Linked DNA regions of Mus musculus: region 2 is linked to region 1. Evidence: chromatin contacts called from ENCODE Hi-C or POLR2A ChIA-PET data. All regions are on one chromosome and are shown on one strand. Each heading gives the region's core, a stretch centred on a gene start or an enhancer-like site at or near the end of the contact. The rest is flanking DNA. Distances are from core to core; before and after follow the strand shown.

Region 1 (7,532 bases), core at 2,457-4,956:
CGCCCACTGCCACCTCTACCTCCTGACCTACAGCTTCTCCTGCACGCCCACTGCCACCTCTACCCCCTGACCTACAGCTTCTCCTGCACGCCCACTGCCACCTCTACCTCCCGACCTACAGCTTCTCCTGCACGCCCACTGCCACCTCTACCCCCTGACCTACAGCTTCTCCTGCACGCCCACTGCCACCTCTACCTCCCGACCTACAGCTTCTCCTGCACGCCCACTGCCACTTCTACCTTCCGACCTACAGCTTCTCCTGCACGCCCACTGCCACCTCTACCTCCCGACCTCAGCTTCTCCTGCACGCCCACTGCCACCTCTACCTCCTGACCTACAGCTTCTCCTGCACGCCCACTGCCACCTCTACCTCCTGAGCCTCCATTTCTGTCCCTGCTTTAGGGACAGATTCAACACTTTGAGCCACTAACTTGCCCAGCCCCAGCCAGTATTCAAACTGATGAAGCCTTAGGCTCTGCTTCTCCCTCTATAGACTCCAAAGGGAAAGAGTAGAGAAAGGGGATGTTCGGGGTTCCCGGCACCAGCTTTTGTCTAGGACAGCTGAACATTAGGTTAGCAGGAGACTAGAGTTTCCTAAGGACCAGGCTATTAGAAGAGTTCAGATCGAATCCAGGCTGGCAAGCTCTGGCAGACCTTGGCTCTCCCAGGCCTGTTTCTTATAAAGGGGGCACGTTCATAATGCTTTGCAGAATGGCAGGATTAATACCCACTATGTCATCCAATGTCCCCTGCTCTGCACCAGTCAAGCAGCCCTAAAGTTTTCTTCAGGGAAAAGCTAGCCAGAGCTGTACTCCCCAGTAAGGTGACAGCCACAGGCAAAGGTGGCTACTGGGTACTCAATGTGTAGCTAATTTGAACTGAGATACAGTTTGTATGTATAAGAAAAGACTTTCAGGGGCTGGTGAGATGGCTCAGTGGGTAAGAGCACCCGACTGCTCTTCCGAAGGTCCAGAGTTCAAATCCCAGCAACCACATGGTGGCTTACAACCATCCGTGACAAGATCTGACGCCCTCTTCTGGTGTGTCTGAAGACAGCTACAGTGTACTTACATATAATAATAAATAAATCTAAAAAAAAAAAAAAAAAAGAAAAGAAAAGACTTTCAAAGAGCCCATTAATACCTTCTATAGTAAAATATATTTTACAATTCCAATACATACAGTTTTGCAGCTCTGGGGATTGAACCAGGGGGCGAGCAACCACTGGGCTGCATCCATAGCCCAGCAAACACATTCATTTTACTGTGTTGGTTTTACTGTTCTTTTGAAACAGGCTATTAGAAAGGCTTAAGTTACATAAATAAGAGGGGCTCCCAGAAACTGAAGTGACAGTCAGGAAGCCTGTCTGGGTCTGACCTAGGTCCTCTGTACATACATTATAGTTGCATAGCTCAGTGCTCTTGTGGGACTCCGCACAGGGGGAATGCGACATCCCTGACTCTTTTGCCCGCTCTTGGGACCCTTTTCCTCCTAGTGGGTTACCTCATCCAGCCTGGATATGAGGACTTGTGGCTAGTCTTCTTGTAACTTCATGCCATGTTCGATTGAAATCCCTGGGAGGGAGGCCTGCTCTTTTCTTTTCCTTTCTTTTCTTTCTCCTCCTCCTTTTTTGGGGGGGGTGGGGGGTTCGAGACAGGGTTTCTCTGTGTAGCCCTGGCTGTCCTGAAACTCACTCTGTAGACCAGGCTGGCCTCAAACTCAGAAATCCGCCTGCCTCTGCCTCCGGAGTGCTGTGATTAAAGGTGTGCGCCACCACCGCCCGGCTCTCCTCCTCCTTCTTGCTTTTTTGGAGAGAATGAGAGAGGAGTGGATCTGAGGGAGCGAGAGGGAGAGTCTCTGAGAGGAGGAGAGGAGAGGAAACTGGAGTTGAATTTGGATGTAATATGTGAGAGAAATGTAAAACAAATACATAACTAAGCTGACACTTAGACATACAGACCACGCTGCTCTGGACTTAGGAGGCTCCCTGTCTTCTGCAGCGAACAAAGCAAAGAGGAAGCCAGGCCAGGCACAGTTACCCTGTGCCCTGATCTGGGGAAGATTGACTTGGATTTCATTCTGTTGTTTGGGATTTTTGGTGGTGCTGCTGCTGCTGCTGCTGCTGGTAGTGGTTTGTTTAGTTTTTTAAATACACATCAAATGCAGAGAGAAGAACATACTAACATATAGTTTACAGAAGGGGTAGGACAGAAGATGTGGGACAAACTGTACATTCTCCAACCAGTCACCCTCTGCCCACTTGGGGCATGGTGTCTAGGACCCAGACTTGCTGATTAGAAGCAGAGCCCTGAACCATATCCCGGTTCCACCTTGAACACCCCTGTGGACACCCAGCATTGTCCAAATGCATCCCTGAGGCCCTCCAGGACCACACAGCCTGGGCCCAACTTGTCCTTCTGGTTTCATCCCAAAAGCTCAAAGGTCAAAATAGTCACACCGTCAGTCAGTTCACACTTTTATTTAGCCAGCCACTCAACAAACATTTATCGATTACCCTACGCGTACAGGCTACCGCTGGCTGCTGAGGTCATGGTGGTTAGTAAACTAGTACTTATCCCTGCAGTGGCTGGGGATACACCTCTGGGTCAGGGGTGAAAGCTAACTAACTAAAGATCTGTTGCGAATGAATATGGAAGAAACACGGGTCGTGAGTGCAGTCGGATCAGCCAGATCAGCCAAGGCATTTCAGCTCAATGATTCAAGTTGGCCAGACTCGGCCAGAGAGAGGCCGGAGGTAGGTGGGGGACAGTCCAGCTGAAGGGCAAGGGCTTCTTTTGCCTTGTCAAGAGTTGTGAAACTTATCCAACTGTCCAGCTCCAGCTGTCTACCTGAAAGGCCTCTACCCACTCATGGGGCAGGCTAATCCTGCCACTCACTTGAGGCCTCAAGGAAAATAAACAAAGGGCTTATTGGGGGAAAGCCTAAGACAGAGCTGGAGCTAGGTTTGGGGTATCGCTGATGCTGGACGCTGGGGCTGAGGATACAGTGGGATTCAGAACTAAAGTCCAGAATCAGCTGGAATGAGGAGGTTTCAGGCCAGTTGGAACCTCCTACTGGCTCTCCTCCTGCCTCAGCCTCTCAGGGTGCAAAGATTGCAGGCCTGGCTGTAGATCTTCGGGGAGGGGCTGAAGGTAAAATTAAGTTGGAGTTGTGGGGTGGGCTAGGGCTCAGACTGGGGCAGAGGGCCAGCATTCTTTCCTCCTGCTGACCCAATCTGCATATTGTGTTTCAGACCTACCAGCAGCGGACAGAAGCCCCTCCCTTCCCAGGAATGTCTCAGCCCCACTGAAGTCGCAGGGCCACGTCAGCCAATTGGCTCAGGCCCTGCCCTGGAAACAGCACCTGTTAATCCCCCCCTCCTTCCAGCTCACCTGGGTGCAGGTTAGGCAGGTGAAGCGTCTCCCCGGAAACAGACCTAGAGCGCCCAACCTGCTGGGTCCTGCCTGCTCAAATCGGATTCAGCACAGCCAGGCGTCCCGTGAGTGCCCCATACGCCCCACCCCCACCTTTTTCACGGGTTCTACTACCGGGAACCTCCACCCACGCTGGGGTCGTTCCCCAATAGACGGTGTCAGCACCTTCAGATGAGCAAGCCACAGTCCTGAGGAATGCTGGGACAGACTCCGCCCACGGTCCCTCCCCCAACCACCCTTGGGGCGTGGGCATTTACCCCACCCACCTTGCGTGCCAGGCAACCTCTCTGCAAAGGGCAGAGCGGTCCCCTACTCTGTCTCGTTGGAGTAAAAACGTGGTCTCGGCAGTGTGGTCCATGTGGGTTCTGATTCACCCCGAGTCTCTCTGGCTCAAAAAAGTATGTTTTGAGCTCCTTTGCCCCGTGGGAAGTCTAAAAGGAGTATGTTAGATGACTTCTCCCACTCCTCAGAATTAACTTCTCTGTCCTCACTTTTCAGAAAAAGCCTCTAAGAGGTGAGCTGGGGCTTCCCTGCCCCACTCCCGTCCCTCCTGGACTCGCAGCTGACACCTACAGGATCGGTCTCTCCTGCTGCCGGAAGTTGGGTTCCTTGCCGGCAGTGCTAGCTTTATTTTTACCTGATGTGAGTCATGCCGCCTGTCTTGTAGGGAACAGGTTAAATGAGTAACACTGTTAGATCCCTCCCCACATTCCCACGATGGGAAGGACTAGGCTGCGGTTCAAATCCTGAGTCCTCCTTTTGCTGCCTTAGAGAACACGTGGAGCCGTTTAGCAGGGGATGGACCCGTGGGGAGCAGGCAGGTTCTGGATGAGCGCCGAGAACAGGACTGGATAGAGATATGTTTAGAGGCAAGAGACAGCCCCTGGGGCCATGGATTGGCAAAAGCAGAAGGCGCTGAGGAGCCCCCGGAGTGGGCCGAGAGGGAGGGTGGGTGGTAACAGCATCTTGAGAAAGGAACACAGGAGGAACAGGTTCAGGGTAAGATGAGGAATTTGGGTTGGGCCCTGTTGCATCAGAGACGACCAGCACTGGAAGGAGAGACTTGGAGCATGCGTCTTCTTTTGCCTGACGGAGATAGGGTGGAACTAGAGGAAGAACGGTGTTAGGGGTCAGATCCTGACCCACAGAGAAGGAAGGGTACAGCCCTATGAGAGAAGGGTCAGGCTCAGCCTGCTGGTTCCAGAAGGGTTAAGTCACCAGCCTCCCTTTCCCATAGCTTCCCCCACCCAGGACCCAGCAGTGACAGCTGAGGCCATGTGAGTCTGATCCTGAATGAGGCATTATCTCTGACAGTTTGTCCTGTCATCCACTGTGGCACCACCAGCTTCCTCCGACAGCCTGGATGGAACAGGCCACCGAGACAGCCTGTGTGAGAGGTCAGGAGCTGGGCAAGGGGATTCTCTGAAGGGGAAGGGGAGCTCTGTGGTGGAGGGAACTCTGTTGGGGTCAGGGGAGGTGCTTTGGCAAGGTGCAGTGCTAGGGTTGTAGCTCTTGGGAATAGGTCCTGAGGACCCCGGGGAAGATTCTTGGGGCCCTTCCCTGAGACTCCCAGATGAGGCTATAGGGCCAGATGGGTGGGAAATAACTTGTGATCCTGTCCTGCAGGTGAGGGTAACCATAGCCTGGACTAAGAAGAGGAGACTGGGCTTCTCGCTGGCAACCAGGTGATGGGGACACAGGGTCACGACAAACACCCTCTGAACCCTGACAGTGATCCTCTGTCCTGACCCTGCCTGACCAAGCCATGTCCCAGCAAGCCTCAGTGGGCAGGGGGCTGCCCCCAGATGTGCTGGCAGAGCAGGTGGAGCTATGGTGGTCCCAGCAGCCCCGTCGCTCCTTGCTCTGTTTCTCCGTGGCCGTGATCCTTGTGGCTGGCTGTGGGGCCGGTGGTGTGGCGCTGCTGTCCTCCACCAGCAGCCGATCCGGCGAATGGCGACTAGCCGTGGGCACTGTGCTCTGTCTGCTGGCCCTGCTGGTTCTGGTGAAGCAGCTGATGAGCTCTGCCGTGCAGGATATGAACTGCATACGCCAGGCCCAGCACGTGGCCTTGCTGCGCAGCGGCGGAGGCGCCGACGCTGTTGTAGTGTTGCTCAGTGGCTTTGTGCTGCTGGTCACTGGCCTGACCCTGGCTGGGCTGGCTGCTGCCCCGGCCCCGGCACGGCCACTGGCTGCCATGCTGTCTGTGGGCATTACCTTGGCTTCCTTGGGCTCAGTCTTGCTGCTGGGGTTGCTACTGTACCAGGTGGGTGTGAGTGGACACTGCCCTCCGATCTGTACAGAGGCATTCTCCGCCCAAAATGGCCACGGTGATAACAGTAGCATCTTTAGCATCTCAGGACAGTTGTCTTCTGGCCAGCGTCATGAGACCACCTCCAGCATTGCCAGCCTCATCTGACAGAGATGGAGCCCTTCTTCCCATGCCCTGCCTCAGTATCCCCAGAACTTGTGGCAGACATTCACAGGTGCACGCATATATGTGTGTCGCCCCCACCCCCGCCATGGCATTTCATGATATGTGATTAGGAGCTCGTGTGCACCCTCATATCCATTCCATGAGAAGGTGAGGGATACCTCCTTGGGGCTGTTTGTATCATGGACTGTCATGCTCTATGCCTGGTCCTGGGGTCTCTAGAGGATACTCATCTGGAGTCTCTGAAGACTTGACCCATATTTCCAAGACCCTACAACTCCAGCCTTGCCCTATGACATCATCAAGGATCTCCACAGAGGTGACTGTTGCCTATCCACAACGACACTAGTGATCACTCTTCAGAGAGTGACTCTCGGGAAAACTGAGAGAAATGGCTTCCGGATGAGATGGACCTGACTGGGGAAACACCTTTGAGCTTGTAACCTAGCAGCTGGGGCCAGTGAGAGGTGACTCAGACACTCCTGCCTCAGTTTCTTAGAACAGTGTTGCTATTGATGCTTAAGAATAATTGCCTCTTGGGCAAGATGATTGGGCTCCTGGCAAATGTTCAATTAAAAAGTGACTATAGTGAAAATGAAATAAATTATGGGGGAAAGGTGGCTGTAGTTCTGTCTGCACCATGGCATCTCACCTCAGAGAGAGACCCTTACGCCCGACCCCACAGCCCACTCATCCCAGGCTATAGAGCCCCAGACCTGGGGTTTCTCTTCTCATGAGAAAAGGGGGAAGGGTCAAGAGGACTCTACAGGTTTGGAAAGAAACCTACTGGTGTCTGGTCCCAGAGAGAGCGGGGAGCCAGTCCTTCCCACGAGTTCACTTGCCGCTTACGGGGAGATTTAACCGGTGACTGTGTCTCTAGAAATGTGCCCCTGTCCTTATGTATAGTCTGCCTTCTGGGAAACAAGAACTGGCTGCGATTTGTGTGGCCACTGTACCAGTTGGCCCACTTCTGGGTTCTGGGAACTGAAGAAGCAGTAAGTCACTTCCTGCCTGGAGTCGCTCTGGAAGGGCTCCTCCCCCCCCCCCCCGCCCCCCTCGTGTGTGTTTTCTTTCCAGGTGACAAGAACATAGGTGAATGCTTTGGCCACTTCCTGCTACACAAGGTGGAGATTACCTGAAGACATCAGAGACTCAGAGAGACATCTGCCTCCTAAAAGACTCGGATGCAGGAAAAACTTGGAGTAGTAAAATTGTTGCTGTAAAGGATTTACTAATAAACTCACTTGGGAAATCTTAAGTTACACAAAGCTAAAGGAGCTAAATGCCAGTGGCTAGCACACTAACCGCACTTGCTAGAAACTGTGAGAAAGAAAATTCTGTACCACAGCTGAAGTGTGGGCTTGCTGAGAAAGTTCCTGCTTAGTTTATTCACTACGATGGACGATGGACGATTGACCTCCAGTTAGGCTCATTTCCTTAATAAAAGGAGACAACCCTGATCCGCACTTAGCCAATAAGCCCATCCCCATAACAAAGAATGTGTTCTACCGGGCAGCCCGAGTGGGCAGGGCAGGGTCACACTCACCATGTACTCCCAGCCTTCTTTTAAGTCTCCTGTGCTGTCATCCGGAGTATCACACTTCTGCAGAGTGGGCAAAGATGATCCTCCTAACGACTATAGACAGCAGAGCTGCGGGCTCTGGTAA
Region 2 (7,039 bases), core at 2,030-4,529, 86 kb after region 1:
ACCCTATGCCCCTCCTTAGAATTGGGAAAAAAACACCCATGGAAGGAGTTACAGAGACAAAGTTTGGAGCTGAGACGAAAGGATGGACCATCTAGAGATTGCCATATCCAGGGTTCCATCCCATAATCAGCTTCCAAACGCTGACACCATTTCATATACTAGCAAGATTTTGCTGAAAGAACCCAGATATAGCTGTCTCTTGTGAGACTATGCCTGGGCCTAGCAAACACAGAAGTGGATGCTCACAGTCAGCTATTGGATGGATCACAGGGCTCCCAATGGAGGAGCTAGAGAAAGTACCCAAGGAGCTAAAGGGAACTGCAACCCTATAGGTGGAACAACATTATGAACTAACCAGTACCCCGGAGCTCTTGACTCTAGCTGCATATGTATCAAAAGATGGCCTAGTCGGCCATCACTGGAAAGAGAGGCCCATTGGACACGCAAACTGTATATGCCCCAGTACAGGGGAACGCCAGGGCCAAAAAAATGGGAATGGGTGGGTAGGGAAGTGGGGGGGAGGGTATGGGGGACTTTTGGGATAGCATTGGAAATGTAATTGAGGAAAATATGTAATAAAAAATATTAAAAAAAAAAAAAGAAAGAAAGTTTAGTGACCTGGCCCTGAACGGCAGATCCCGGGGTAGAAGGAGAGAACCAACTCTCAAAAGCTGACCTCTGACCTCTGACCTCCACATACACACTGTGACATGGGCACCCTTTATACTCATGTAAATAGAATAAGATATAAATTACTTTTTAAAAACATATGTGCCTGCTGTGCAGGATACAGGGGAGAGGACAGAAAGATGGGGCCGAAGAGCTAATGGAAGCCAGTGCAGTGACCAGAATGTAGAATAGAATGGGGATAGGGGTGGGGGGCTGGAGGGGATTAAAGTGCAGACTCAGGCTGCAGCACTTGCTAAGCAATTGGATGTAGGAAAGATAAGAGAAAGATAGCAGTTGAGGAGTACTAAGGTTTAGGGTTTAAACACTGAATAGGTAGAAGTGTTGGTTACAAACACGGCAAGATGGGAAACGAAGGAGATGGGTTTAGGAAACCAGAATGCAAAATCCATCCTCTCTCTCTCTCTCTCTCTCTCTCTCTCTCTCTCTCTCTCTCTCTCTCTCTCTCTCTCTCTCTCTCTCTCATATGACTAGGTCTCTCTATGTAGCCCCGCTGGCCTGAAGCTTGCTTGTAGAACAGGCTGGTCTTGAACTCACAGAAATCCACCTGCCTCTCTCTCCCAAGTTCTGGGATTAAAGGTGTGAGCTATTACACCAGGCTCCCCACCCCCACCCCCTTTGATAAGGGTTCTTTCACTGTGTTGCCAAGGCCAATCTCAAATTCATGGGTCCAAGTGATCTTCCCTTTTCAGTTCCCCCCCACCCCCCCCAAGCGGCTGGGATTTGAAGAAAGCAAGCCCATGGAGCCTGGCCGTTTGTTTTTGTATTTAGCTTTTTGAGACAGGTTGTCCCTATGCAGCTGAGACTGGTCTAGAATCCCTTATGCAGTCTAAGCTGGCCTCGAACTCACAATCCTCCGTGCTTCCACCTTCTGTGAGCTGGGCTTTATGGGCATGCAGTGCAGCTTGGGAATCTTTTTGTTTGTTTGTTTTTTTGTTTTTCGAGACAGGGTTCTCTGTGTAGCCCTGGCTGTCCTGAAACTCACTTTGTAGACCAGGCTGGCCTCGAACTCAGAAATCTGCCTGCCTCTGCCTCCCGAGTGCTGGGATTAAAGGTGTGCACCACCACCGCCTGGCAGGGAATCTTAAATATTAAACACGCAAGTAGAGAAGCCAAGTGAGCAGTTGACTACCCAAGTCTGGAGCCCAAGAGTGAAGTCATCACTCCCTTTGAAGTCATCAGCATTACCTCACGCTAAAGCCTAGGGCTACACGAACACAGAAACTGTGTGTCCCCTCTCACTCAACTTGATTGAAATCGGGTAGCTCTATATTTGGGAAGAGGTTAGAGGGCATTTAAAGTGTGACCTCTGGTCTTTGTTACCTGAGAGTTAGTAGGACTACAGACCAGACTAGCTGACTCCCTACAACTGGCAAGGAAGTGGAGCCAGAATAAAAAAAACGAAGACTGCAGAGAAGGCCTGAAAGATTTCTCTCTCCCCATGCTCAGTTCCTGGAATTCTGTTTGAGTCAATTACATCACAAGAAGGAAGAAAGGAAGGTGACACTGAGGCCATTTAGTTTGCAAAGCCACCACTGGGAGCCCCCAAGGAAGCTAAAGGGAAGCTAAATTTAAGGCCCCACATACTCCTCTTTTCAACCAAGAGTCAGAGCTTTCAGAACCAGTATAGGAACCACCCACTGGTCCAGGACAGCTAGGAGGAGGAGGCCTGGCTCCCATGAAGAGATCATATACCTTCACACACACACACACACACACACACACACACACACACACACACACACACACACACACACAAGCACACACACACACACACACACTGAAATGAAGCAGACACAGTCAAAGAGCTGGGACCCAGCACTCCTCATTCTGAGCGAGCCAGACAGAAACGCCGAAGGCCGTGCCTTTCGACTTTTACTCTGTCCTGAATCATATGGGGAGTCTGGTAAGCATGCTTGTGTGAGTGGGTCTGGGAAGGGCTTGGGATCCTGCATTCGGTCCCTCTGCCACTGCTGTCTATGGAGCACACACCAAGGTTGCTGAGAACGCCCCCGGTGATGGACAGAGCGTTCCTACCAGGAGCGTGCATCTGTTTATATCCAGAGCCCCAGAACCTGTTAAGCTGGAGAGAGCCACCATCAGGCACATCTGTGAGTGGGACAATGCTTCATGACAGGTCACTCCAGGAGCGTGGCATGACTGATGAGCACTTGCCTTCTGAGGCTTGATCTCCTGAGCCTTTCGTCTTTCTGGGCATGTGACCTTGAACAACCTTTAAACTTCATCTTCCCAATAGAAATAAGACTACTGGACAGGCGTTTAGTCAACACATGTAGCGTGGTTAGCACTGTTCTGACAGCCATATGCTCTTCCTCAGTAGTCCACACACCCACAGGGTGTCTCCATTTGATTCACAGGCGAATATATACCTCTGTGTCCCTGCCAACAGAAGGCTCATGGCTTCTCTTTCGAATTCCTCTCACCCTCCTGCCCATTCCCCCTCCTCTGGCCCCTGGCCCCAGTGTGGTCTGGATGGGCCCCAGAGGGGCAGAGACAGGGACAGGACGTGGGGCTGTATCTGACAGGAACCTGAGGGGCTGGCCCCGGGGGGGATTGGGGCCCAGCTTCCTGAAGGGAGGATGGGCTAAGGCAGGCACACAGTGCCGGAGAAGATGCCCTCTTGGGCCCTCTTCATGGTCACCTCCTGCCTCCTCTTGGCCCTTCCAAACCAGGCACAAGTCACCAGCCAAGGTGAGGTGGATAGAGGGTGGATGTTACCTATTCACAGGCAAAGGGAGCCCTGGGAGGGGATATGGGGTAAGAGACTCTCACTGGTTCCCTTCTTTTACCCAACAAACATGACTGGAATGATCGAGAGCCCAACTCACCATCTCTGTTCTCAGATGTCTTCTTGCTGGCCTTGGGCACAGAGCCCCTGAACTGCTTCTCCCAAACATTTGAGGACCTCACCTGCTTCTGGGATGAGGAAGAGGCAGCACCCAGTGGGACATACCAGCTGCTGTATGCCTACCGAGGGTAGGTTCTGGGCTGTACCCCAATCCTCATTTATCTGTTCTTATATTTAGCTGAGTCACATTCTTAGCTTTCCTGTCTTTGGCCCTATCAGAGGATTCCTGTAAATGCATGCTCAATACATAGCCACCCTATAAATGGTCCCGCTCAAGCCCCTACCTCCAGCAGTGAGAAGAAAACGGCAATGATGGAGACAGAAATTGGGCATGGTTTCAGCCTGGGTCCTCAGAGCTGAACATGATGACTGTACCAACAGAGAGAAGCCCCGTGCATGCCCCCTGTATTCCCAGAGTGTGCCCACCTTTGGAACCCGGTATGTGTGCCAGTTTCCAGCCCAGGATGAAGTGCGCCTCTTCTTTCCGCTGCACCTCTGGGTGAAGAATGTGTCCCTCAACCAGACTTTGATCCAGCGGGTGCTGTTTGTGGATAGTGTGGGTAAGGGCATCTCTGCCACACTGCCTCTCTACCTGCTCAAGCTCCCAGAATCAGGCTTACCTGTAGTCTTTCAGGACGATGTGGGTACCCTTCTCTCTCAGGTTCCCAGAGGCACCTCAGAACCCAGCTTATCATTCATCCTAGCCTTGGCATCTGGAACTAGACTTTTCCCCTAAATCATTTCACATCAAGGACAATTTGCTCCTCTCATTAACATATACATGTACTCACCCACCCAACCGTCAGGTCGTTGACGTGTGCTGGGCAACAAGGAAACAGAGATGAAAAGAGTGTCTGTTTAAGAAACCAGCTGGAGAGATGGCTCAGCGGTTAAGAGCACTGACTGCTCTTCTGAAGGTCCTGAGTTCAAATCCCAGCAACCTCATGGTGGCTCACAACCATCTGTAATGAGATCTGACGCCCTCTTCTGAAGACAGTGTACTTATTTATAATAATAAATAAATCCAAAAAAAGAGAGAAAGAAAGGACTTTAGAAACTTCATACACACACACACACTCACAAGCATTACACATAGTGAGCTCATTACTCTCAAGAGGATAGGAAAACAGGACAGGCAACCTTCCTCCTCTTCCCTCCCCTCCATGGAAATGAGAACGGCATCTTCGGGAGTTCAGAGTTGCTCTCTACAGCCTTCGGCACCTTCTCTGTAGCCCATGGGTTGAACCATAGCTTGGCCCTTGGTGATTTGATGCGCCTTGTTTTGACCTCAGGCCTGCCAGCTCCCCCCAGGGTCATCAAGGCCAGGGGTGGGAGCCAACCAGGGGAACTTCAGATCCACTGGGAGGCCCCTGCTCCTGAAATCAGTGACTTCCTGAGGCATGAACTCCGCTATGGCCCCACGGACTCCAGCAACGCCACTGCCCCCTCCGTCATTCAGCTGCTCTCCACAGAAACCTGCTGCCCCACTTTGTGGATGCCGAACCCAGTCCCTGTTCTTGACCAGCCTCCGTGTGTTCATCCGACAGCATCCCAACCGCATGGACCAGTGAGGACCTCCCCAGCTGGAGAAGTACCCTCCCCTTCTACTCTCCCCTAATACATCCCCTGGAAAAGAAAGGCCATACTTAGGGGATCCCAGACTGGGTTGATTTGAAGAGTCAGTGTAGACTCTGACTAGCTTTCAGGAGCCCCATTTAGGGATCTCCCACTTAGGACTATTCACACCAAGGTAACTGAAGGCTTTCAGGCTTCCAAATTGGGACTTTGTAAGAACCCCTGAATACAACCTGAAACTCATCCACGTAGGTCCTCATCTATGTGCATACCTATCTAGCAAGGAGCTGAGTTTTGCACAGTGGTTCAAATGCTAGGTGTGTAGGCTGTCCTAGCTGAAAAGCAGGCCTAGTTTCCCATGCTGGGATTTTTCTCCCCAGGCTCCATTTCTGACAGTGAAGGGTGGAAGCTGTCTCGTCTCAGGCCTCCAGGCTGGCAAATCCTACTGGCTCCAGCTACGCAGCCAACCCGACGGGGTCTCCCTTCGTGGCTCCTGGGGACCCTGGTCCTTCCCTGTGACTGTGGATCTTCCAGGAGATGCAGGTAGGTCAGTAAAAGAATAAGAAAATTTTAAGAAAGAAAGAAAGAAAGAAAGAAAGAAAGAAAGAAAGAAAGAAAGAAAGAAAGAAAGAAAGAAAGAAAGAAAGAAAGAAAAGAAAAGAAAAAATGAGGGGCTGGTGAGATGGCTCAGCTGCTAAGTGCACTGGCTGCTCTTCCGGAGGTCATGAGTTCAATTCCCAGCAACCACATGGTGGTTCACAACCATCTATAGGGGGGATCTGATGCCCTCTTCAGGCAGGCATATGTATATGCAGCACAGCACTCATACATTAAATAAATAAAATTTAAAAAGAAAAAGAAAAAAGAGAAAAAAATGTCTCCATGGAGGCTTAGGTGGGATGTAGAATCCCCGGGAAGTGTGGTCATTTCTGATGACCTCAGACCTGTCATTGTGCAGGACAGCTATGTTCAGGAAGAGAACGGAGATAATAGTTGGGGACATTCTGCTGTGGGGGTAGAGATGGTTTAGGGACTCCCCCGAGTAAGAACTCGTGGTCCTCTTCTTTGCCCACAGTGACAATTGGACTTCAGTGCTTTACCTTGGATCTGAAGATGGTCACCTGCCAGTGGCAGCAACAAGACCGCACTAGCTCCCAAGGCTTCTTCCGCCACAGCAGGACGAGGTGCTGCCCCACAGACAGGTAAGGCTGGAACAACGCTGACTGTGTGAGCTGCAGTGTGGCTGTGGTTCCTCTGTGCTTGCCTAGCCTGTCCTTTCCAGGCTCTAGCCTCTGGTCTCTCATGCTCCACTATTTCCACTGCCTCGGCCTCTTCGTTTCTGTTGGGGATGGCTTGGCTTCATGGGACTTAATCTGGACCTTTTGGGAAAGTCTAGCAGGCATGTCCAATGTAGAGCCCCAAGGCTACATGTGGCCAACAACAATGCCTGTGACCCAACACAAAATTGGAAACTTAAAACCTGCTGTTTTAAAACCCAACTGTGGAGCCGGGCGTGGTAGAACACACCTTTAATCCCAGCACTTGGGAGGCAGAGGCAGGCGGATTTCTGAGTTCGAGGCCAGCCTGGTCTACAAAGTGAGTTCCAGGACAGCCAGGGCTATACAGAGAAACACTGTCTCAAAAAACCCTGTCTCAAAACAAAACAAAAGCCCAACTGTGTGGCCAGGTGGTGGTGGTGCACACCTTTAGTTCCAGCACTCGGGTGGCGGTGGCAGGTGGATCTCTGCAAGTTCAAGGCTAGCCTGGTTCCACAGAATGAGTTCCACAACAGCCAGGGCTGTTACATCAAGAAACCCTTTCCGGAAAAACAAAGACAAAAACAAGCCCCAAAACATGTACTTGCTTTGTGCAGGCATCAGTGGCACATGTGTGCCACAGGGGTCAGAG

The links. A loop is a pair of places that touch in the nucleus more often than their neighbours do. ChIA-PET counts read pairs that join two places held with the same protein, here RNA polymerase II (POLR2A).
Region 2: a map of left cerebral cortex shows a loop between it and region 1 (2.3-fold over the local background). The contact joins the promoter of Mpl here to the promoter of Tmem125 in region 1. A Hi-C loop is called at or near these places in 2 of 37 maps with a recorded cell type or tissue (both left cerebral cortex). POLR2A ChIA-PET finds 5 or more read pairs at or near these places in 1 of 5 experiments (embryonic stem cell).

What each region holds. Positions count from the first base shown.
Region 1 is chr4:118,539,900-118,547,431 of GRCm38, reverse strand. Tmem125 (transmembrane protein 125) reads left to right here and starts at 3,706. Exons shown (of 4, transcript NM_172383.3): 1 at 3,706-3,832; 2 at 3,933-4,076; 3 at 4,672-4,831; 4 at 5,061-6,491. The coding sequence starts at 5,200. The coding sequence ends at 5,850. It overlaps Gm40237 (a long non-coding RNA gene), which reads right to left and starts at 293. Exons shown (of 3, transcript XR_001784414.1): 1 at 278-293.
Region 2 is chr4:118,453,753-118,460,791 of GRCm38, reverse strand. Mpl (myeloproliferative leukemia virus oncogene) reads left to right here and starts at 3,279. Exons shown (of 12, transcript NM_010823.3): 1 at 3,279-3,399; 2 at 3,552-3,684; 3 at 3,938-4,116; 4 at 4,849-5,123; 5 at 5,512-5,674; 6 at 6,207-6,333. The coding sequence starts at 3,321.